Regions from separate parts of the Mus musculus genome. Here all the other regions are linked to region 2. The links are chromatin loops, found by intact Hi-C in ENCODE. Cell type or tissue: left cerebral cortex. All regions are shown on one strand. Links, peaks and the distances in the headings refer to the core of each region. The heading gives the core; the rest is flanking DNA.

Region 1 (8,172 bases), core at 1,366-6,365, 210 kb after region 2:
GATGTATTATGGCAAATAGCTCAGCTGGGATGTGAACAAAAGTTTCCGGGATTGTGTGTTACTTCCATTCAGTATGAGAAATTTACTAGGGCAGCTAATTTGTCAAAAAGTCTTTCTCAGTATATGTTACAGAATTGGACGGCTGAATTTGAACAGATCCTTCGGGAATTGAGACTTCAGGTCAACTCCACGCGCTTGGACCTGTCCCTGACCAAAGGATTACCCAATTGGATCTCCTCAGCATTTTCCTTCTTTAAAGAATGGGTGGGATTGATATTATTTGGAGATACACTTTGCTGTGGATTAGTGTTGCTTCTTTGGTTGATCTGTAAGCTTAAGGCCCAAACTAGGAGAGACAAGGTGGTTATTGCCCAGGCGCTTGCAGGACTAGAACATGGTGCTTCCCCTGATTTATGGTTATCTATGCTTAAGCAATAGGTCGCTGGCCACTCAGCTCTTGCACACCACGAGGCTAGTCTCATTGCACGGGATAGAGTGAGTGTGCTTCAGCAGCCCGAGAGAGTTGCACGGCTAAGCACTGCAGTAGAAGGGTTCTGCGGCATATATGAGCCTATTCTAGGGAGACATGTCATCTTTCAAGAAGGTTGAGTGTTCAAGTGTCCTTCCTCCAGGAAAAACAACACGGGACCAGACCAGGACCCCTCTAGGTGATGAGCCTGGAAGGAGGTTATGTGTACGGCTCCTTTACCTGCACACTGGGGATTTGACCTCTATCTCCACTCTCATTAATATAGGTGGCCTATTGCTCTTATTAATAGAAAAGGGGGAACTGTGGGAAGCCGCCCCCACATTCGCCGTTACAAGATGGCGCTGACAGCTGTGTTCTAAGTGGTAAACAAATAATCTGCGCATGTGCCAAGGGTAGTTCTCCACCCCATGTGCTCTGCCTTCCCCGTGACGACAACTCGGCCATGGGCTGCAGCCAATCAGGGAGTGATACGTCCTAGGCGAAGGATAACTCTCCTGAAGAGGGACGGGGTTTCGCTTTTGCTTTTGGGTGGGCTTGCACTCTTGCTCCTGAAGATGTAAGCAATAAAGTTTTGCCGCAGAAGATTCTGGTTTGCTGCGTCTTTCCTGGCCGGTCGCGAACGCGTGTAAGAAGATTCACTGTGGGATGTGTAATGTGTGAGCTGAGAGTTAACATTAGTAGTTATAGATGGAATGAATAACCTGTGCTTACTTAACCAGCTCTTAAAGGAATTAGGACTAGTCAACAGATTGCTGCCAATGAAAACAGTGTACCTTGTGAATTTATTGCTATTCAGTAAACACTGACATTGCAGAAAGATGTGAACTTCTTCATCTACATTTCTGACACAGCTCACTCACATTACCCTAAACCTTGAGACACCTGAGAGAAGGGAACCACCTCATACTGGGTAACTGGCTAGAGGTATTCATGAAACTGATTAAAAAATATTTGGCTTAACTGTGAACACCAATCCATGACCGTCTGCACCAAGGGACTATAAGACAAAGTGCATGGCAGCCAGGGGAGGTGGCCTGGGCTTTTGTGTCTAGTTTTCATTTGTGTTCCATTAGACAGCCATGCCTGACTGAGTCCCCATGTTATTTCTTCAAGGCACCTATCCTAAGTCACATGGATCACTGAGACTCTAAGGATGGCTACCCCACCCTAACATTCATGTTGCTGGTCCCTCTTTTAAACAATGGCATTTAGTGATACCTGACATGGATTATTTCCTAGTAGCTGAGGGCAAAGGGCAGACCTCAAGTCATGGCAAAGTCAAATTCTTTACAACAGAGAAATGAAGCAGATTATTTTTGAGTATAATCTTTAAATACCACAATGGCATTTGAAGTATCTTTTCTCCGTGCCACCTGGCTGGCAATATTGGAGGTAAATCTGTCTGATTCTGAAGTAAAGATGATACAGAGCATTCAAGAGTAGGAAATCTCTCCAGTGCACATGATTTTCTGAGACTCTGAAATTGTTATCAGTATGAGCATCCAGGAACTGGACCAGCTAATGGATGAACCGTTCAGCATTAGTTCCTGCCTTTCTTTTTTATACTTTGACCTCCTAGATTTGTTTCATGGAAGTTTGTGTTTTCATTGAAGTGTCTAGGTACCAATAGTAGAATGACCAAGCAGCACCCATTTCTACTATGCCCAACTAGATTTCTGCCATGTGGCCCCATTCCTGTACTGGCCACAGGTTGATAAGTCTGAGATGGTTAGTACCAAATGGTCAGGAAATGACAGAAATCTTGCCACATTCTCCCACCATAAGAAATTAAATCTGGTATTTTGGTCTTCTTCACTTCTTAGGTTTACTCAAATTAAAAACTGAGCACATGGTCCTTGGCTCTTAAATATTTAAGAACCCAGGAAGGAAAAGGAAATTGATACATATTTTCTTGGGCACTAGAGAAAGCCAAAGAACTGACTTCAGTAATAATTCCTGGTATACAGGATTGGGGAAGGTAGCTACCAGTGTGTCAATATTAATTCATTTTTATATATAATGTTATTCCAAAAATAATAAATAGACTGCAATCTGTTTGCTAGTGAAACAAAGAAGCTAGGAGGAAAATAATACACATTTTGCTTAAGTCAGTGGGTCTTTTTCTAGGGTAGAATTAATTAATGGATGAAGCAGTTGGCATTTTCAATGACTCTGAGGTTGTTACTTATATGGGCAAGAAAGCCAGCATGTGGCTGATGGCAGGCCACAGTGCAGCTGTCAAGAGGTCAGAAGAGGCCCCGAGAGAGGAGATGGAGTGGTGGGTGACTTTAAGAGTAGGCTGAGTATCTATATTTGATCTGGGAGGTAAAAGGATAACACGGTTAAAGCAGTTCATACAGGAATTAATTTCCAGGGCAGCAGGGTACTTGGCAAATTATCTATTTTCCTGAATTGGCAGCTATACCATGAAGAAGATTAACATGTCCCTTAGGATGAACAGTTTATTCTCATGGGTGCTGTATTTACTGAAAAGCAAATCTTACTAAAAACTTGGTTGGAAATATCTTTTCATTCACTATGCTCTCTGTCTGCCTTCCCTTCAATAAAGTAAAAGCCAGGGGTGTCTTCAAATATAGCTAAAGATCATACAGGTAACTACCACAGGCAGAGGCACCTGCTTCCAGGCCTCCTTGTTGGTGTGAAACAGGAAAGTCTGGGTAATGCTGTGATTGATGCTTTCAGAAGATTTAGAAATAGTCAGGGGGATGCAAGGAAATGAAAGAAGAGCAGAGGACATATCCAAGAGAAGATTTGTTCTTAAGAGGTAGAAAGACGTTCTAGGAAGCATGCTGAAGATCCTGTCAACTCCCCAATAGCTGCAATTTACATCCTTATTTTTCTCTCTCTTTTTTTTTTAGTTCCAAATACTCCGCAGGAGCTATGCCTAGCAAGCATCTAAACCAGCATGCCTCTAGGAGTATGTAACACAAATTCTTACAGCAGAGGGTGGACATGCTGGAGGCTGCAAGGCTGTTGTCTTAGTCTATTTCTGTTACTAGAACACAATATGTAAAGTAGAATAACAGAAGTTTAGGGCAGGGTGTGCTGGCACTCACTGAAGTCACCAGATTGAAGAGGGAGGATCACAAGTTCAATGCCAACCTGGGCCTGGGCCTCCCTCCCATCTTACGCCTTCCCTGCATTGATTTAGCTCACAGAAGTTCAAGAGCATACATGTCTGCTCTGCATGCCTGGGTCCTGCTGTACATCACAACTTAGAGGATGGTATAATGGCTAAAGCCATAATATGAGATAAGAGGTTACATAGGAAGACAAGAAGCAAGAAAGACTCCAGACAGCAGAACTCCCGTGATAATAACACACTCTTGTCAGAATGAATTAACTCCTACAATACCTGACTCTAGACATTGAGACAGCATTTGTTGATTCAGAAGAGTCAACACCTATAAACTTCTGTGACTCCACCTCTCAACAGGCCCAAATCTCTCAGCATTGCCTGCTGCAAGCTTTGAGGGAGAGCCATATCATACCAGCCATTGTGTGATTCACTATATCTGGAGTGGGTATCGTCTGTTCACTTGATTATTTCCATTGACATGTTTGGAGTTTATGAAGTTGGATATAAAACATAGACCCTTTTTTTGTTGCTTAAGGGCAAAATGAGCAACTCCTGAGGTGGCAAGGGTGGGCTTAAAAGTATCAAACAGTCACAATGCTTCTAAACATTCCTCGTTGCATAGATTTTCTGCATCTAAAAAGACACTTTTATTGTCCCTAGAAATAATTTTTGGATGTCCACAAGAGACACTCAGTTTTGGTAAAGCCAAGACAAAAAGTTACATGGTGGGAATAAATGATCCCGGTGGGTCCAGTGCAGGCTGGAAACTTGCTTTTCCCTTCAGCAGCATGCCTGTGAGGAGAGAGACCGCATTTATACTGCACAGAGAATGTGTAGGTTTTGATGGGTGAGCTCAGGTTTGGAGTATGAACAGGCTCTAGCAAGTATCCAGTGTAGACTACAGAGGCCTTGGCCAAGCACAAGGCTGCACGCATACATCGCACGTGAGTACTTATGGGAAAATGCAGAGGAGAGGAAAGATAATAAGGAACAGTGTTGAGAGATTTGAAAGCAGATTATTTTCTACGTCGTAACTTTTAAATTACTTACCTTGTAGTTCCGTTGTAGTTTCTTGGCCATACCATTTTAATTTAAAATGAGTTTTATCTTTAGCAGTTCCTTTGGGATTTATATAATCATATAAATATAATTATATAGTATAATTATGTAATTATACTATATACAAATATAAGTATAATTATATAATCCATGCATATACAATTTAACTGATTACATTTATTTTTAGGGAAGTTCTGAATTTGTAGAAAAAATGGCCAGCTGGTTGAGATTCCCATAGCTATCTCCACACAACCCCAGTTTCCCTATTAAATCTTGTATTAACATGGTCTTGCAATTAGTGAAGAGATTGTATTATTACCTAAAGTCCATAGTTTAAATTGAGTTTCACTCTGTGTAGTAGAGTATTAAGAATTTTGGCAAAGGCAGAATTTCATGAATCCATGTATCCACTATTAAAATATCTTCCAGAAGGCTCCATCATCTTGTTTTTCCTACATCTAGCCTACTCAGCCTTTTCCTGGGATTTATTTTTAATTAAATTTAGCACCTAATTGAAGAGTCCATTAAATTTACATATATACATATGATACTTAAATATGTGCATCTATAGCTATATGGACTCCACATACAGAAGTTCCTTCTGGCTGTTTTTAAACTGTTTCCAATAAAATAATGGATTCAAGAATGTTGAACCTTTGTGCCTCTACTGTATGTCTGAGGTATTTTCTTGGACACGACTGCTAGAGTATTATCATCTATCATTAAAACCACCCAGTGCCAAACTTATCACTTTGACACTTTTATGATCCTTAATATGTCCTTGTAAGGATTGATACCATGGCAACCAGTGTTATATATTAGAATCTAGCAGAAACTTCTCTTAATAAATCAGACATAATTGGCATATATGCATTAGGATGAATTCAAAGTTACTCAACTGGAATGATTTTATATCAAGAAGCATTAAGTCATTAAATTTGCTTATCCTGATCTTGCTTCAGTAAGTGTTGGTATACTTGTCCAGCTTAAGACAATAAACTCTTATAGTACTGTGCTTTGAAAAAGTAACTATTTACAGACAGTGCATTGTGAAACAGCATGATGCATTATTTATTGCCTTTGACAGATCTAAACAGTGCTAGGTTTAGTGAGAATTACAGGATGCTCTATCTATCTTTTGGTGTACTGAAGGTTCTAAGCCACTGTGGCTGGTTGGTCATGGTGTTAGTGAGCCCTGCAGAAGGTAACTGTATGGACTGTAATGTATGGCTCAGAACTGTTTAACCTGTTTACCAACTCTTATACATCCTGTTTGCTACCAAATCTGAGGTGGAACCAAGAATTAATTATTTAAATTCTAAACATGGAGAGGGATTCAAGAAAGGCAGGGTCATTAGAAAACTGTCAAGTCTACCTCATGCAGAGCGGTTAGACATGCAGAGTCTCAGGCTCTTACCTGACTGGTAATTTATGATCACGATCCTTAGATGGACAGTGTGTATGGTGCAGAGAGCTGGTTAATTACATATACTCTGAAAGAAAGACACAGCTTTGAATTGTGGTTTCACTCTTGTTAGTGAAGGAATTGGCTGTACCATCCAATTTCAACATGTTAGTTTTTTTGTTTTTTTTAAACATGGAGTCTAGAATGTTGGAAGTGTGCCTGCCCAATGGATGTGAGTTTCTAGTCTAGTGCCCCACATATAGTAGTGATCATGCCTACCTAAAATAGTTGTGAAAGTCACTGTGCGAGAGAACGTAAGTGATAGAGAACTGATTTTCACTGGCAATGTGGAATAGCAGCTGAGTGAAAACTCCATGACTATTTCTATGGATGGATCTTCCATGGCTATCATAAAACATTCAAGATTGGGTGACCTATTTATTAAATATTTTACTCAGTGTGTGGGAGGCTGAAAGTGCCACAGTGACTGGCCACATCTGTTTGACCTCTGACGAGCGTCTTCTGTCTACAACATAACATGGGAAAGGACACCATGACAGGAGCTTGTGCAGGAGCAGAGAGAGATGGATGTGGAGGATAAACCTCAGAGGAGGTCCCAGGATCCCTTATAGCAGCCATTCCCATGAGAACTTCTAGGGTTCCATGCAAAGTAACTCAAAATAAAAGCAAAGATGTTGTACAGACTCGGACTTCAGGAAGTACCTGAGGTAGAAACAGCAGGACCAAACTCTAGCATGACAGGAACAGAATCTATCCTTCTCCATGCAGTTTAGCTTTGGTGTTTGTATTTGCAAAACATCCCTGTGTTCATAAGTTCTACGTTGTTGCCTCCCTAGGTGAGAGTGAGGAAACCAAGCACAAGAGGAAGAAGTCATTCTGTTTAGAATCACAGTTGAGTGTGTTCCCAAGAAGCCTGAAGTTATCTTTTATGCCTTGGATGCTTCACGAAGTCTCACCAAGTGCTATTGTTCATTTCAATGTTATTCATGGCTTACGGCAGCTCCTGCTTAACAGTCAGGTGGCTGCCGTATGTGCAAATAAAATGTTTTAGAGGTCAGCTGACTGAGACTCTAGTAGCAGACAAAACACAATTTTAGGTAATTGTGACTAAGATATCTCTGACTGAGGTATCTACTGTGTTCCAAACAGTAGACTTAATGCTAGAGATAAAAAAGTGATAAAGATGTAGACAGCAGTGTGTGTGTGTGTGTGTGTGTGTGTGTGTGTGCACTTGAGCATGTGAGTATGTGTGAGAAAGAGACAGAAACATTGTGTATGAGAGAGACACACAAAGAGACAAAAGATGGAGATGAGGGAGGACAAAGGGGGAGAGAGAGAAAGAGGAAGGAAGGGAGAGAAGAAAGGAGTTTGGGAAGGACATAGAGAAAGAGACAGAGACAGAAACAGAGAGAGCTTTTGCATGTGAAGAGCAGCAGTCAACCCTAGTTGTTGTTCCTCAAAGACTGTGCACTGGTTAGACCAGGGAGTCCCAGGGATCCATGTTCCTGCCTCCTCAGCCCTGGGAGTAAAGTACCCATCACCTACCTTTTATATTTAAAAGATTCGTTTTACTTTACATGTGTCTGTGTGTCTGCCTGCATGAGCACATGAGTGCAGCTGCCTGCAGAGGCCAGAAGAAGGTATCACATCCCCTAGAAGTGGGTTTACAAGCGCTTGAGAGCTTCCCTACATGAAAGCCAAACTGCTGTTCTTCACACACAAGTTCCTGTACTGCTAAGTATAGATCCAGGTCCTGTACTCAACTTCTTACATGGATTCTGGGCATTGAATTCAGGTCTTCATGCTTGTGCAGTGGGTACCTCACCACACTGCACTGTCTCCCCAACCTAATATACACTTGGGTGAATTCATACTCTAGATTAGTGACATGCAGATCCCATAATTATAATCTATTAAAGGAAACAAGAGAAGACCAAACTTGGTAGGGAAGAAAAGAAATAGGCTGATCATTTTGTTGAAGTATATTGAGGATTTGTTAAGAAGGAGGGTTTTAAAATTGGTTCTTAGATATAGACATTCATGCTTGCAGAATGAATGCAAAAGTGTTCACATTGTGTGTGGTGTGTGTTGTATGTA
Region 2 (8,172 bases), core at 1,692-6,691:
CCACCAGCCTTCTGTGTCTCCCAAGTGCTGGAGTTAAAAGGGTGGTGCCTGTATGATAACTCAAGTTCCTTTTAAAAAAAACATCCAAAGAACAGTTGGGTTACTATTCACATAATGTTGCTGGTTGTTCATAAGGGCTATTTCTGCTGCCCTGAAAGGGCTTATTTGAAAATTGCTTAATTCAGGTTACTTCTTAATAGAACATTTTCAGGGGACAAATCTGCAAAATGTTTCCCACACAGGGAACATCCCTGCATCAACAAGTTTGCTTGGCATTTAAGTCAGGACAAAGTTCACAGAAATCATAGTTACCAATGAGGTAGCAATCGTTCAATGGTGGTTAACAGATTGGAGAAAATACATTTGCTTAGGAGGCATTTACAGTCCATTTCCTTTCTGAAATAAAGTTATTTTACTAATATGGTTCCACTGTCATTTCTGCAAAAACACTTTACAATGGTAGAAGGGTAAGCATAAAACAAAAGAGGCTGCCTCTGGTTTTGTTGGACCTGTGGGATGCTGCTCCCAGTTTACATGTCTGAAAGGTGTGTTCACATTCGTGTATAAATTAGGGGACACATGGTAAGAAAAAGTCCATCTAGTAGGGGACTACAGAGAAATGGGCTCGGTTTTTAAGGGTTCTGTTAATGTCACAATTTGAAACGCTCCTGACAATAGTTCAGTAATTGGCATGGTAGCAAGCATGCAGATGTGCAAGGTGCTGTGAGGATTGGTAGCCTGAGTATTCAGTTTTAAACTTAACATGTCTTCTAATCTTTATGACAGCAGAGGTGGTCTGTAATTCAATTGTTTTCATTTGTAGCATAATGAAATGTTACAGAAAGATGACCTTTTCATTAAAATATTTTTAGAAAAAAAAAAAAAAAAAAAAAAGAAGCTCTGAACTTCGGAGCCTCTGCACACTTGTCATGTCAGGGTAAGTTCCTGTCTCTGGGCCTTTGCATGTTCTCTTCTCTTTTCTAGGGGTGATTTGCTCTGATACCTGAATGTCTAAACCTCTCATTTCTGTGTGTTCTTTACTCAAAAATCACATTCTCTGTGTCGGAAACCCTCCAGGCTCATATCATTTTGGATTTCCTTTCCTTGAATATTTTCCCTAGCACAAAATACATGTAGCATTGTGCATTTTTTACTCATCATCATTATTATTTGTATAGATTCCAAGTTACAGTAGGACAGAGATTTTTGCCAGTTCTGTTTGCAACCCTGTACATAGTGCTTAGCATGAAGTAGGAGACCAATACATGTTTAAGGAATACCTAAATAGATAGCAGCTTTCAATAAACACAGCAGAAATGAGCCATGGTGTATAGGCATTGGATCTGAGCCTAGAACTAATGTCAAGGGAGATGAATGGGTTTCCCCCAACATACGTTTTTGAAAAGGCACTAGCAAAATTAGCTCGTATTTACCCAGATCTTTTAAGTTTATAAAAAGTCAACCAGTAGTTCACTGGCATTAGCAAGCTTATATGTAAATGTCCTCATCGAACATTTCCAATCCGCTTCTGCACATCAGAGGGCTTTCGACTCCTTACCTGCCAGAACAGTGATTATGCTTCAAAGACATCTGCTCAGCTCCTCATTGCTGGCTCCTCCTGTGGTGTATACAATCGCGTGCATTGGTACATATTTGTTTACATGGTATGGCATATGGTACTGGTCAGTTCTGGCCATAGACATGTTCTGAAGACTTTTGGTAGCACTAGGCCTTACTATGTGGTTTTTGCCATTGAAAATTAGATTTCTTTTCTAAGAACTGCGTGCTGAACACTCTGACAGGAGGAGTTTTGAACAAAGATGTTCAGATTCTCATCCTGCTGCAAAACTGTGCATTCCAAAGAGACTTAGCTAAGCACTACAGTACTGCCTCTCAAGAAAAGCAAGCTCAGATTTGGATAAATTTGGGGGAACTTGATGCTTGGGATAAAATTGGGAAAATGTCGGGTCTTATGGTAGAATTTATGAAAATACAAAGTAATATGAGTTTCAATATGCTTGAGTATAAGTATTTTCTGGGAAGTGTTACTTTTGCAAAGTTTTTCATTTTGTTTTCAAGTGAAGGAGAGAACCTACGAGCAACACAAATACTCTTATAAAAGGGCAGAGCTTTGCTTCTAGGGCAACAAGACTATTTGATAATTCTGATTATTGATTATCAATCAAATCTCTCCAGCTTTAAACAGAGTTATGGGTTTTGTTAAATAAAAGAGGAACCTGGACTTCCTTGTAAGGCGAGTCTTTATTTGAAAGGGTTATATAAGAGGGGAGGCAGATATTGCAATAGAGAAGATGCTGTGATCGCAGGACTAGGAGGGGTCTCAAGAACTGGAGAGAAGGTATTTCTAAGAGAAGTGAACCAGATACCAAAGCACTGGCTTGGGGATGTGGGATGCAGGAGAGGTGCCTAGGGTAGTAGTGGCAGTAGAGCTGAGCCCGAGTGTGAGTGACAGTCATTTTGTTTGATCAACAGGAAACAGAGATTGAGTTAATCAGCTACCAAGCAAAGACTGGCAATGGAGAGGGTCTGCATGCAGCCTTGCTGGAGCGGAAGTAAACAAGGAACAAAGGTCCTGACAGAAAGTGGCTCCTTACTGCAAGCCCAGGTACAGACCACAGAAAATAACAGGGAGGCTACTTTAATCCTTGTGTCTCCCAAGGCAGAGCTCAGGTAAGATTTGCTCACTTCAAAACCTAGGATGGATTTGGAAACACACCCTGGCCTTTTCATTTACAAAGGGATTAAAATAACAATTTGATGATATTATGGCATTTGAAATTGCTCTTCAGGATTTGTGTGTGTGTGTGTTAATGTAAATTGTTAAAAAACCAAACAGGAACATGGAAGGGAGTCTTTGGAGATAGCACAGTCAGAGATGCTGTTGGCTGCTGGTTTGTATGGTAGCTGACATGCAGGGGCACTACAAACTTAGGAAGGGCAGGAGAAAATCAATCTCTGTACGTTAATCAACAGAAATTAATATTCAGATAGTCTTTCGTAAAAGCAAGCACCCAGTTCACCTTAAGCTATTTGCTTTCCAAAAAAAACCCCGACTATTTACTGAACTTTGAAAAATTTCCTCCAAGTGAAGAACAAAGATAAGACAAGGAAGTTAACAGATACTCAAAGAATTAAGACAAAGCATCAGGTGTTTCATTTTTATATTGTGCTAAAACTAAAAGGACCAGAGAACATGTTCATGATGAATTTAGGTTTTGTTTTGTTTTGATTTGGAAACAAGTAACATTGAAGAGAGTGGCATAGAGAGAGTTGTTGGTTTGATTTCCTCTTTTAGCTGTGTATTTATATTAAAGTCTGATTCCCCTTAAAATATCTTCCCAAATGAAACCATACAATTTTATTAAAATTTCTGAAACTTTTAAATACATCAAAACCAAATAAAAGTGGACTAGGGAGGGGGAACCTTTGGAAGTGTGTGGGCAAATTCATTCCTGAGGGAACATTCCCTGAGGAAAAATAGAAACAATTTGGTCACCCAAATGTTCCTAATGTCACCTTCCTCTTCTCTTAAAGATAAGCCGATGAGACTTAAAAGAGTCAGTGTAGTCATTTTATCTTCTCTACACCAGAAACTCACGACTTATGAAGGAATAAATACTAAGTCACCAATGTTGGCGAAAAGTTGGGTACAGGGTGGAAGTGGTGCTTCTACATCTTTAGCAGGCGAGCTAGAAAACCTGAGGAAAACATGAAGTTCTTAGAAAGTTAACCGGAGAAATTTTTCCTTTGGGCGACCTCAGTGTTCAGGGAAACAATGGCCGTTGTTGGTGGCGCCAGGCTGCCAAGCATCCTGCCTTTCTTTTTCTCTTTTCCCTTTCTGCAGAGTATTGGGGTAAGGATCCTGTTCCCAGCCTCAGCTGCACAACTCAGGTCTTCCCAGGGCACGGGGCAAAGAACGGTTTCCATTGCTATTTCATCGCCAGACAGTAGATGGCGCTGGCTTTCTGTCAAAAGACTCTTCCTGCGCGGTCTCGTGCTGAACCACCTCCGACTTAGGTGCGTTTGCTTTTTATTTGTTTGTAATCACATGTTATAGGCAGCAATTTCACAGACTTATGTAAAATACCCAAACAGAGCTTCCCCAGTTTGGGTAGTTCTGTTGCAGAGGCTTCTTCTTTTTTTTCTTTTTCTCTTTCTGATTTTGATGCCATTGGCTGGGAAAGCTATTTCCCTGTCTTAAAGATTTTCCTTAAATTATGCCATCCTCTGTGAGGCATCGAGAAAGATGCTGCCTTCTGGAAAGGGATTGTAAAGAAAATGCATAAATGACAAATATCTTGTAGCTAAACTTTGGTAGTTTTTTTCAAAGAAACTTTTAAAATTGTATAACCCATTTGATTTTTATGCCTTTAAGTATCTCAATTTCCCTTTAAGCCAGAAGATATCCTTTAATCTTAAAAAAGTGAGCTAAGAATTGGCTTTCTGGAGACAGTTTGCCGTACTCTCTAATACTGTCCCAATAACCCAAAGGGACCATTATACAGCAGACATACACATTTCCATAACAAACAGAACGTATTGCCATCAGAAATGTTTGCCTGCCTTATGTAAAAATGTCAGAGGCAGGGGATGTGGAGATGGCTCAGTCAATCAAGTGCTTGCCGTACCAGCAGGTATGGCAGGAAGGTAGGTTTGATTCCCAGATCCCACGAAGAGGTGGTAAGTGCTGAGGTGTGCATCTGTGATCTCCACTTGGGAGGCAGACACTGGAGGGTAGCTCGGGCTCTCTGGCCTGACAGTCTAGTCAGACAGATAAGCTTCAAGTCCAGTGAGAGATTTGTTTCAAAAATTAAGGTGAAAAGGCAGCAAGATGGTTCAGTGGGTGAAGCACTTGCCACGCACACTTGACAGTCTAAGTTTGTTTTCCAGGTTCCCATGTAAAGGTGGAAAGAGAGAACAACTTCACTATGTTCTTTGACCTCACACACGTGCCATAGCACATGTCCTCCCCCCACCACGGGAATGACTGAGGAAAACATCTGACATTAACTTCTGACTTTCACACTCACATTCATACCCACATGTGCATACACACTTATAGACACAAACACACCATGCACACATACAGTATTACATACACATAAACAAAAATTTTCAATGATGCCCTTCTTGGGAAGTGTTTTTAAGAATTTTCATGAAAACAAATTATGGAGAATTTGAAGAAAAATTATCACTCATAAATACAGATTGTTTTTGCGGCTCCAGTGACTTATGTTTTCCAAATACAATTGCATTTATTTCACTAAATGTAGATTTTAAAATACAAGCTCTCTTTTGTAGAATGGAACAAGGATGGTATTTGACCAAATGTTATTTAAAGCCAACCCCCTAAAGGTATAATTTGGCACAAAGAGAGCTTCATTTATGGTTTCTAAATTCATAATTTACCTCGAAATCATGAATCATACAAGCTTTTCTAAGAAAAGTCTTCTATTTGAAAAACAATCAGCTAATTCTTGGTGCTGTTTTTAAAGAGAATAACCTACATGTATTTGACATATGAGTTAAGTTAAATTTTAATGAGTAATTAGAATTAAAAACACTTAATGGTTGCTGATACAGTTTCTGACCTGGTGGTCTTGAAGAAGGTATAACCTCTGGTGGCATTCACAGCAGGGAGTCAGTCCATGTCTCCATCTCATTCTCCAATTACCTGAATGTCACGGCGCCAGAGCACAGATCCCTCTGACCTGGTGATGGATCTGCGGAGCTGTCAATCCCAGATTTATTGCTTCATTTGGGAATGAACCGTTGCAGATCTTTCACGCCTGGCAGAGGCTGTTCATCGGAGGTAAAATAGAGGCCTACACCTCAAACACCTGTAAGTATGAGGTTGTTCAAGTTCTTTTTATTCTGAATAAGGTTCAAACTTCAAAATGACAACACTAATTTATGTATTTTATCCTAACACTGTATTTTGCTGTCAGGCAACAACCATAGACTTCAAACTTACTGTAGTGAGAAATCGTGTTCATGAGCCAGAATACACAAAGCAGCAGCTACAGTATCCTGCAGCACGTTAGAAGGAGCATCACAAACACACTACCAAATTATTAATTTTGTAGAAGGAAGGCTTTGCAGCAAGTCTTCCTGCAGAACCAGTACAGTACTGCATGCCTTGAACATTGCCCCAACAAGCACACACGGCTGTTGCTCTGTATGTCCAAGACATCGTGACTCTTGCTAATCCATGCTTCAACTGTTTTGTAACTCAGACCTCCATAAGGAAGAACTCAGAACAATTCCTTGGAGCCAGATTCTGTTTTTTTTTTTTTTTTTTTCTACCAAGGAACAAGGCAGAGAAATGCAGTGTTTTACATAATGTTTTCCACTTCTTCTGCTCCTCCTTCTCCATGCTGCTCATAAGCAATCATTCTTAGACAGAGTGGCTTGGCTCAGATGCTCTGTCTCCATTCCCAACCTTCCAGACATATACTATCACCCTTTCTCTAAAATCTCTTCATCTCTGTGTTTTCCATAAAAGTGGTCATTCGAACTCTGTCCTTTCTATTTTTAAGCTATAGATACTAAATTCCTCTTCTAACATGTTTTCTTTTCTATCACTAAAATAAATGCTATGTTTTTTCCATGGAAAAACCTCTCTCTCTCTCTCTCTCTCTCTCTTTCTCTCTCTCTCTCTCTCTTTCTCCATCCATCATCATCTGCCTGTCCATCATCTGTCCATCCATCCATCTGTGTCTGTCTGACTGTCTATGAATGGATGATATAAGCATAGAAGGGTGGCTATGCTATGTGAGTAAGGAGCCAGCGTATGATGGAAGGCAGGCAGAGGAGGACGGACTAGGGCAACAAATATGACAAATGTACTATGTGCATAAACATGCCCAAGTGAGATCTGTGTAGGTGGAAAGTCAGAAAAGTGTTCCCGAGTGTAGGAGCCTGAGCTAGATCCCTAGCATTCATGGAAAGTGTGGTGACATGTGACATGTGCGTGTAACCCCAGAGCTGAGGGGGAGACAGGGGGATCCCAGGGTCTGGAGGGGTGCTGCTGAGAAGCCAGGGGAGCCGAATCAGTAAGTTCTGGATTCAGTGAGAGAGCCTGCCACAAGGAAGAGGTGAAGAGCAGGCAGGAAAGACTTCTGATAGTGACTCGTGGTCTCCTCCACAGGCGCACACTCGTGTATGCACTCACACACAAGACATGTGCATACAGAAAAAAAGTGACATAATGAAACATTCTTTTGCATGCTAACTAAAATGTGAACTAAAGCATTATAAAATAAACAGTAGCAGCAACTACAAAACCCAAGCCAAACTGACTAAATAACAAAAAATGCTCTCTTATATTAGATGTGACAGATCAACTCCAGTCTATCTACAGGTCAGTTTAGCATTGGCTTGTCCAGAACAACAGATTTCAGACCCTATTGGCACAAAGAGTAAATGGATGCTGTTCACAGGTTTTAGAAGCGCAGCCCCAGCCAGGGTGATGCCTATCACAGAGTAGCTTTACTGAGCAGATACCTCTTTGCTCTCCCTGCCTCTTCCCATGGTCATTCAGCTGATTTACTTCTCTTCAAACCATCCTCACCACAGACTCACCTCCAAACTCAATACGTCCTCTGCTTCAATGGCAGATCCCAAATGTCTGTCTTCTCAAAGCAACCACTTGGCCATTTCTCTGTTAGAAACTGTCAGTTCACCTCCTTACCTTCTGAGTACTTTCAGTACTGACCCCTCTGATACACATCCTGTGGCTTTCCTCATGTTCTTGCCTTGACCTCATGGGACCAAATGCTGTGTCTCCAAGAGTTTCAAACTCCCTCAGGTTGAGGAAGGCATTGGTCATCTCGTACCAATCACCTCCCATGTTTGTACTGTCGCCCTTGATGTATTTGGCATCAATCCAGGTTTGAGATCATCGCTACACGCATGAGACTACAGCCCGTGTTCAATTGGCTACTTCCTTCTGTACAGAGAAAGATGTATTTGATTTGAGCATTGCTTCCTCTTCTTGCCTTTTCTTTACTGATGTTGTAATTTATGTGTCAGGAGATGCACTTGTATAAGTGTACACACCAATGCCATTCAGTGTATCTAGTGAGCTGTGTAATGTTTCCTAAAATCTAGATTTAGAATATTTCTTCTCTTCCCCAAAGCATACTTGCA
Region 3 (8,172 bases), core at 1,366-6,365, 300 kb after region 2:
CTCCAGACCCAGTGAGCTGCCTTTGTCCTCTGTGCTGTGGTTGTATAGATTCACCTGTTTCAGAGTAAAATGCACATAATACTGTGTGCAGTCTTGGAGCCTGGCTTCCTGCATTTGCTATTGAGCATTTGAGCTTTACTGACATTGTTTGCGTATTTGTAATTCATTTTTATAAATCGCATTATGTTCTTGTGCAGATGGTTTTGCCTTTTACAAAGGAGTGCACCTGAACTAAGTATAGTGCCTCATGGCTGCAGTCCCAGAATTGTGGAGGCTGATGCAGGAGGATTGCCACAAATTCCATGCGAGTCTGAATAAGCGATTGTTTCAAAACAAATAAATAATGCAACAAAACAAGACAACCCCACCACATATTGGACTCGTTGCTTCTTTCATCTTGGCTATGCTGAATTTGAAAACAATCAGACTCTTCCTCTGGTGGCACTGGGATGATCTCTGAAATCTCCAGTGATAAACCCTGGATGACACTCAAGTCTGGAAGAATCCAAATCAAGAAATTATATATGTAACTATTTTTTCACTATACTGGGGGATAATCCTATTTTGAGAAGGTGGCTGGGATTGAATTCAAAATCAAAATTCTAATGAGACCAGGGATAGATATTTATTCTAAAATAAATGTCTTTTAATAACTTCCAACACTTACTGTTTTCCTGGACAAAAAGAGAAATACCCATGTATAGGTTTGAAGATAGGCATAAAGTGATAGGCATAAATAGGCATAAATAGGTGATTAACTGAATTAAACCTTACTTTTAAGGGGCTGGTGATATGGCTTAGTGGATAAATATGTACAAGCATGGGCAGCGGAGTTCAGATCACGAGAACCCACTTAAAAGCAAGGAGCAACAATGCAAACCTCTAATCCCAGTGCAGGGCTGGAGACATCTCCAGGGCCCACTGGTTAGTCACTGAAGAACAAACTGTGAGCTCTAGGTTTAGTGAGAGACCCTGGGGAAAAATAGAAGGAAATGCAGTTTTTACTGCATGGATGTGCAGGTGCGTACACACACACACACACACACACACATACAAAAAAAGAGAATGCTTTAAAAGTAATCATCTATGAATTTGTTAAGCACTTTCAGGTAAGTACTTTATGCACCTACTAATGCTAATGCTCACAACCGTCCTATAAGGTCCTAGGCAAGGGGAGATTTTGGTCATAGTGTAGTGAAGGAAATCCAAGGACAATGTGTGATCCCAGCATCAGATGTAATTGTCAACAAGAGCCTGAGACTGCCCATTCTGAACCGCATGTGAGGTGATGGGAGGACCAAACTCTGATTGATGCTGTTGAGCATCAGTCAAGATCATCAGAGTTTAATATGTAGGCATGTAGTAGCCAAACTCGTATGAATATTCAGTCTCTTGTTAATTTATAAAGAATTAGGACTTAAAAAGGATGCAATCTCACCACGCTATTAGGTTAAGCTCTCCTACAACAAACCAGAAAAAAATGTATTGTAAATTAGGCCATTTTGGAATCCGTGCAATTTAAATGGTTGAGTTATTTTATGTTAGGAAAGTGACTGCACAATATTCATTAGCTAATTTTCATGATGTTTTGTTGTTGTTGTTGTTGTTTTTTTAACACATTGGGCCAAATTACACTTTCAGAGATGCTGACAGAATTTTAATTAACATAATAGGTCTAAATTCAGTTCTTTCTATGGTTGCTTCATTTTGATTCAGGGAGGTGTTGAGCATTATAATTTTCCTTTTTGTAAGGAAGGAAAGCCAGTTTCTGCAGGCTGAATCATGCGCTCACAACCTGCATGAGAATAAGCCCAACACAGGTGTGAGTTTTACCAACGTGAAGTCTAAGCCCTAACAGAGTGGCCGATGGCAGTAAATTATAGCCCCACCTCTCCCTGTATGAAGTACCTCGGCCCCACTCTCTCCCCTGCCCTTACCTGTCTTTTTGTCATCGCTGTTGTCTTATAGAAGTTTACAAGCCTGGAAAAGACAAATATTCGGGTACATTAAACGAATTTGTAAAACATGTACTTTATGAAATATTGTAAGATACATCACATTGTATTGTGTGTATTTCCATTGCAGGTTGTCCCTCCAAAGCATTGCAGAGGCTGACATTGTCACCAGCCCCCAAGGGAAGAAAGCAATAGCATTCATAAAAAAGGGGTCCCAGTGAACTCAGAGTTTATATGCATATGCTTTCTGCTGAAAGCATTGCAGTAATATGAACAACATGTTTTGACCATCTCCTGTCTGAGCCATTTTCCTGTCTGCCAGCTTCCAGGATCATGTGTGATTGTGTAGCAGCACAAAAACCAAATTCTAAGGTGCCTGCAACATCTTACAGCTATTACCTCTGGTCGTGTGGATTTGTGGTTTAAGAAAAAAAAAATATTAGCAGGAGCAAGGGGACACTCAGTACTTAACATAAGCAGCTGTTAATTATAAAACCACAGTCATTTGTATTTTACTAAAAATGTTGATATGACTCTCAAAGAATTTTAAGAAAGCCATTAAATCCCTTTCATCTCTGCATCTGATTTCTACACTTGCCACTTCCTTCTCCCTAAATAATCCCTACTCTCCCTTTTGAGTCCTATTAAGGATCATAAAAACCAATAAAATATCTTTTTGGAGAAAGCCAAAATGTATTTGAGAGAATTAGGGTTGATTAGGGAGATGCTATACTAGATATTATCGCAAATTAGTTCTGTTAAATATGGAGAGGTTGAGCGTTCTGTACATCTCTCTGCAATAAAATACATGGACACGTGTGTGCTCACACATGAGATCCACTGACACAGAGAGCTGCTGGCACCGATCCTTACATGTTTAATCACAGCCCTGCTGTAACAGAAAGAACAGGTTGGTCAAGGATGGGAGGATTTTCTGTAGAAGCTGGAGACATCAATGCACTGTAAGATATTATTTCTTGTCTTCAAGTCTGTCTTTTATTTTGTTTACACAACAAAGTTATTATGCTAATTATGTAGTAATATGCCGCCCCTGAGGACATTCCACGTTGATAGCATCTACTTTAGGATGCAGATTGGGAGCCAATATGTGATTATTGCTATTTCAAAATGATTTGATCACTGCAACAATTTTTCATTCAGAGGGAGTTCTCTGGCTGTACAGCCTTGGTATGGATTTAACAGCACAGTGCAGAAAAAATAATCAGGAGAGTTTGGGGGATTTTTAAAAATGTTCTTCTCAAAGAATATCAATAAATAATATTTTGGAATAGTGAGTCAAGACTAAGCTGTGTATGTGTGTGTGTTTGTACTCTTTCACATGTGCACGATGGAGTGCGGTTGAAAACTCATGTTAATATGTATACAACCTCACTAGGGGGAGCTCTTGGCTGGCTGTTCAGTAGCCTGACCATTGTCTGTAGGAGACAATTTTTCTTTGTTTGAAAATTTACAAGTCATCAATGAAAATGCCACAAATACAGTAGAAGTTTAGGGGGTGGTCACACCACTGGGTTTCAAATCGGGATTTAGGTGAGGAAGGGAAGTCAGTTTCTTCCGTGCTCCCTTTCCCCAGCCATTCTATAACTGCATCCCATCATTTGACAGGTTTCAGAGCTGCTGCAAGTATCTCTCTTTGCCATAGGGCTTTCTGCAGTCTGCTCCTTCTGGGAGTCTCTCCACTGATACTTGGCAATAACAATGAAGATTTTGCAAAGGCCAGGTACTCAGATCAATTAACTAAGCAATGCTCCAAATGTGATCATAGTACCGAACATTATAGTGTTGCTTTAAAACTGGGAACTTTGTGATTAGAGATGCAGACGATCCAAAGAATTTTGGGGTGGGGTGTTAATCAACCGAAGAAATACAAATATTTGTAAAATTTTCTTAAGACAATTACTTTTGGAAGCAAAGCAAAATATGCCAGCCCTAAGGGAACAGTGTGACTGGCTTGGGCAATTCTCATTTTATTATCCTTACTCTGAAAACTCCAATCTCTCCCTCTCCCTCTCCTTCTCCCCCTCCCCCACCTCTCTCTCTCTCTCTCTCTCTCTCTCTCTCTCTCTCTCTCTCTCTCTCTCTCTCTCTCTCTTGTGTGTGTGTGTGTGTGTGTGTGTATCTTTTTAAATCAGAGGAAAAAGAAATAAAGCCAAGTGCCTCTTTCCCTACCATGTTCCTTTCCTTTTTTCTCTACTCTAATGACATTTGGCAGGCTCGGCTGTGTAATGCTCGACTGGTTTTATTGTTGTCTGTTCCCAGTGGGGAATAGTTGACACTGCTCTCTGTTTTCAATTGATATCCATTTTCAACAATATTGCTTTCTATTAGATTCCTGCACAGTTTGTGCCAAGCAAACTGAATATTTACTGGGCTGACCTCAAACCCTTCAAATCAACAAACACTAGAATAAGCAAAAGTATGCATTTTAAAGATCAAATGTTTCTGAATGCTCTTTACAAAATTATTATTTTTAAATGCACCTTGAACTGCAGATTAAATAATATTATGGTATTGCCTCTGTTAGCCCATTTTATTTATTTACTTTCACATGTTAAGTAATGGTATTAAATGTTAAAACACAGTTGTATATATTACTTAGTGAAGGATAATAACAATTCAATAATTTCGTATTTAGCAGACTCCCCTTTTAAGCAATCAAGCATTTTTGGCCCATTACCTTTTAGTGTACACATAGTTTGTAATATCATATTGCATAGGACAACTGAGTTCGACAAAGCAGAAGATGGACAACCACTCCAAGCTTCTTTAGTGCCGGGAGGTTCTGAGTTAGAATTGGAAAGCAAATCCTTTAACCATTGAAAGCCAAATAGCCACTGAATGACATGAATATTTCTAACATCTTTGCTTCACTGTGCTAACCAAAGTTGTCAGAATCTTAATCATACATGCTACCCATCTATTACAGTGCACCAGGCTATAGGGGACAGGTAGGAAATAGACAGCCTTTAATTTTGGAGAAAATCAAGAAAAGGATTAGAAAAGAAAGGGATTTCATATTTTTGAGAAACACCTCGAAACTATTGTCATTTAGCCAAATATGCCTAGTTTCTCTAAAAAACAAAAAGAAAAACAAAAACCAAAGCTTACTGTTCCACCCTTCGGCTGAAGCGGACTATAATCGGATATGTCTACATAAAAGCCTTTGGTAAGTTAAGGTAGCTATTGGCTATTCAAGCAAATAATCACAGGCAGTGACAACAGAAGTACAGAAAGTGCTAACAAGTATTGTGGTGTCTAAAAGATGCTCCATAGATTTGGCTCCCTGGGACCCATGTAAAGGTAGTGTGCACTTGTAACCCCAGCTCTGGGAGAAAGGAGATTGGAAGACTGTGGGATTTTGCTAGCCAGCCAGTATAATGGAAACAACAAAAGGCAGTTTTAATAAGAAAAACTCTGGCTTCCAAGTAAGGTGAAGAAAAATAGAAGAATCTGAAATGTGCCTCTGACTTTTCCTTAGACTGAGATCTCTCTCTCTCTCTCTCTCTCTCTCTCTCTCTCACACACACACACACACACACACACACACACACACTTGCATGTGTGCTTGCACACACACACATGCGTGCACAGACACATACACAAAACACAAAGGGAGAGAAAAAAGATTATAGTGAAAATACAGTCTTTAATGATGTGCACATGACCATGGCTATGACATTACAGAAGATAACCCATTGGGTGAAGTTTGAATCCAATTCATAAGAAAAAAAGACAATGAACCAAAGGTCCCACTTGCAGAGACTGACTTCTCTTTCCAAGCTTGCATTCTTTCTTTCTTTCTTTGTTTTTTTTTCCTTTTTTTTTAAATTTTATTTTATTTTCGAGGCAGGGTTTCTCTGTGTAGCCCTGACTGTCCTGGAACTCACTCTGTAGACCAGGCTGGCCTTGAACTCAGAATTCTGCCTGCTGCTGCCTCCCAAGTGCTGGGATTAAAGGCTCCAAGCTTCCTTAATTTTTTTCCCTTTCCTAATATTTATTCAGTCTGAACCAACCACCTTCTTTCTCTTGATGCAGAACCTGATGTCTTCTTACCATTTCTTGAGCCCACTGTGCCTGCCAGCACCTTAGAACCAAGCAGTTCCAACAGTGCGTTGTTTACCCTCAATACAGCCCTGTCAACTCCTGCCCTACTGCCTTTCAAAGTGTGTGTGTGTGTGTGTGTGTTGCAGATGACACACAGTAGACTCTAGTGCTCACCAGTCCTTTGGGGGCAACTTTTTCAGAGATTGTGGCTACATAGACATTGTGTGGGCCTGGCAAGCTGTGATCTGCCAATGGCTCTGGGAAAACCCCTTACTCAGCTTCTTTTCTCACCATCTGTGAAACAGTTTTTCTATTTATAAATCAGACATAATTGAAACTGCCCACTGGGCCTTTCCCAGGCATGTTGGGAAGCTTAGAATGAAGCTGCTAACTCCCCTCAGCTCCTTGAAGGAAGAGTGTGAGAACTCTGAGGCCTGGCACACAACACACTGGACACCTTTTCATTTACACCGTCACTTTCATAAATAGAAAATGGCATTCTTTGGCATGGCCACAGAACATAATTAATCAGTGGAATTTCAATCAAACATATATTTTTGTCATGGATTCCAGGAATGCCTGGAAGCTCACAGCCAGTATGGATTGATATATGGTTGAGTGTTCTGGAACAACAAACTTGAGTTCAAGGCCAACCCTGTCACTGACTAGCTGTGTCAACCTTGGCAAATGATATCCCCTCTTTCCACCTCCTCATTTGCAAACCGAATGAACTTTGTGATTGCCTTGCTGGAATAAAAGTAAGGAGGTTGAGGGAGAATTTAGACAGATGTCAAGTACTTCATGAGTATACAGTGGGTTATTGGCTATTGGTGGTTTAAAAACACAGGCTGTGATAACTTTCTTCTTTGGCTACACACACACACACACACACACACACACACACACACACTGCATTATAATAGAAATTGTTTAGTGGAGAACAGACCCCATTCTCCCTATTGTTTCTTTTGTGGCTTTCTTGTAATTCCATTCTGACTGTGTTCCTGTCTGATTGTTGTTCCTATTGGAGGCAGCTACAATATGAGTGTGTCTCTAACATTTTGACCTGAAGATGTATGTACTCTTAAATGAAAGACATTTCATTCCTATGAAAACCGCATGATGCAATCTGAAAGTGTTTTGTAAACCTTGTCCAGAAAACTACAGATAAGATATACTAGAGTACACAATTACTTTCTTAGTGTCTTTCATAACATCTTAATAGTCTCACATCTCTGTCTATATTTCCCAAGTGGCATCAAAATTCAATCATGTTTTACTTGATTTTTCCTTCTGCAAATCTGAATGATTATTAAAGCAGTGAGCATACAAATGACAGAAAGATAGGAGAAATTTCGTTGAGATCTGTTACATTGGAGACTATGATTTAAATTGGATTAGTAAGATAAAAGGTCCATTTTCTCTCTGTGAATTGCAGACTACCTTTAGATATTACGCTTTGAAACAGTTACCTGGGAAGAGAGATGTCCAGGGTACCTGGAATCATCTTGGTGATGGATCTTGTAGGCACATTTGTGTAAAGACAAAGGAGAGGTATTAGGCAAAGAAATAAAGACTGGGAGAAATCACAATGCACTTAGGTAAAAGTCAGCTTAAAATGGACCCCTCCATCTTAAGGACACATGATGTTGAAAATATCAGAACAAAATTAAGGGAGAGAGAGAGAAACAGAATCAGAGAGAAAGCAACACAGAAATAGAAACACAGTGAGAGAGGGAGAGAGACAGAGAGAGACAGAGAGAACACTTCCCTCTCCTTCCTCTGCATATGCCCTGAGCCTTTGTAGTTTCAGTTGTTAAAGTATAGAGATATATCCAAGTCATGAAGGCTTGTTTCCATATTGTGTCTTGGTGGCATCAAAGGTCCCAGTAACCTCTAGTGAAGCTTGGGAATAATAAGTATTATGCCATATGTGTCCAATAACATGGCTATGTCCAGTAAGGAAGCATTGCATATAACATTGGTACAATTGCAGGAACTAGGAAGGGCAGCCTGAAGGGGCTTTAGGGAACCATCCTGGTGCATGGTCATCCAGCTCATCTGTAGTCAGCTTGCTTTAGGTGTCTGGATTGCGGCCTCTTTGACCTTTCCTTTGGCAGATGCTGATGGAACAGTGTGCCCCAGTTAATGA

What was found. Hi-C counts contacts between places; a loop is a spot of excess contacts. Peaks named below come from ENCODE experiments on the same cell type or tissue, not always from the same donor. Only the 100,000 strongest peaks of a DNase experiment are listed, where the experiment ranks them.
Region 1: it touches region 2 in a loop (2.6-fold over the local background); 2 of 42 quality-filtered maps call a loop at or near these places.
Region 3: it touches region 2 in a loop (7-fold over the local background); 14 of 42 quality-filtered maps call a loop at or near these places.

Annotation. Positions count from the first base shown.
Region 1 is chr4:12,448,727-12,456,898 of GRCm38, forward strand. No RefSeq gene overlaps it. Among named protein-coding and RNA genes, the nearest start is that of Gm46846, 280 kb to the left of the region's middle. In left cerebral cortex, for the core only: no CTCF peak of the experiment used is centred there; DNase peaks (open chromatin) are centred at 3,559 and 4,480; H3K27ac peaks cover 396 bases.
Region 2 is chr4:12,237,150-12,245,321 of GRCm38, forward strand. It overlaps the pseudogene Gm11847. Among named protein-coding and RNA genes, the nearest start is that of Gm46846, 67 kb to the left of the region's middle. In left cerebral cortex, for the core only: a CTCF peak has its summit at 3,966 (motif pointing right); DNase peaks (open chromatin) are centred at 3,975, 4,689 and 6,073; H3K4me3 peaks cover 306 bases.
Region 3 is chr4:12,535,432-12,543,603 of GRCm38, forward strand. No RefSeq gene overlaps it. Among named protein-coding and RNA genes, the nearest start is that of Gm46846, 370 kb to the left of the region's middle. In left cerebral cortex, for the core only: a CTCF peak has its summit at 3,344; DNase peaks (open chromatin) are centred at 3,382, 4,210 and 6,323.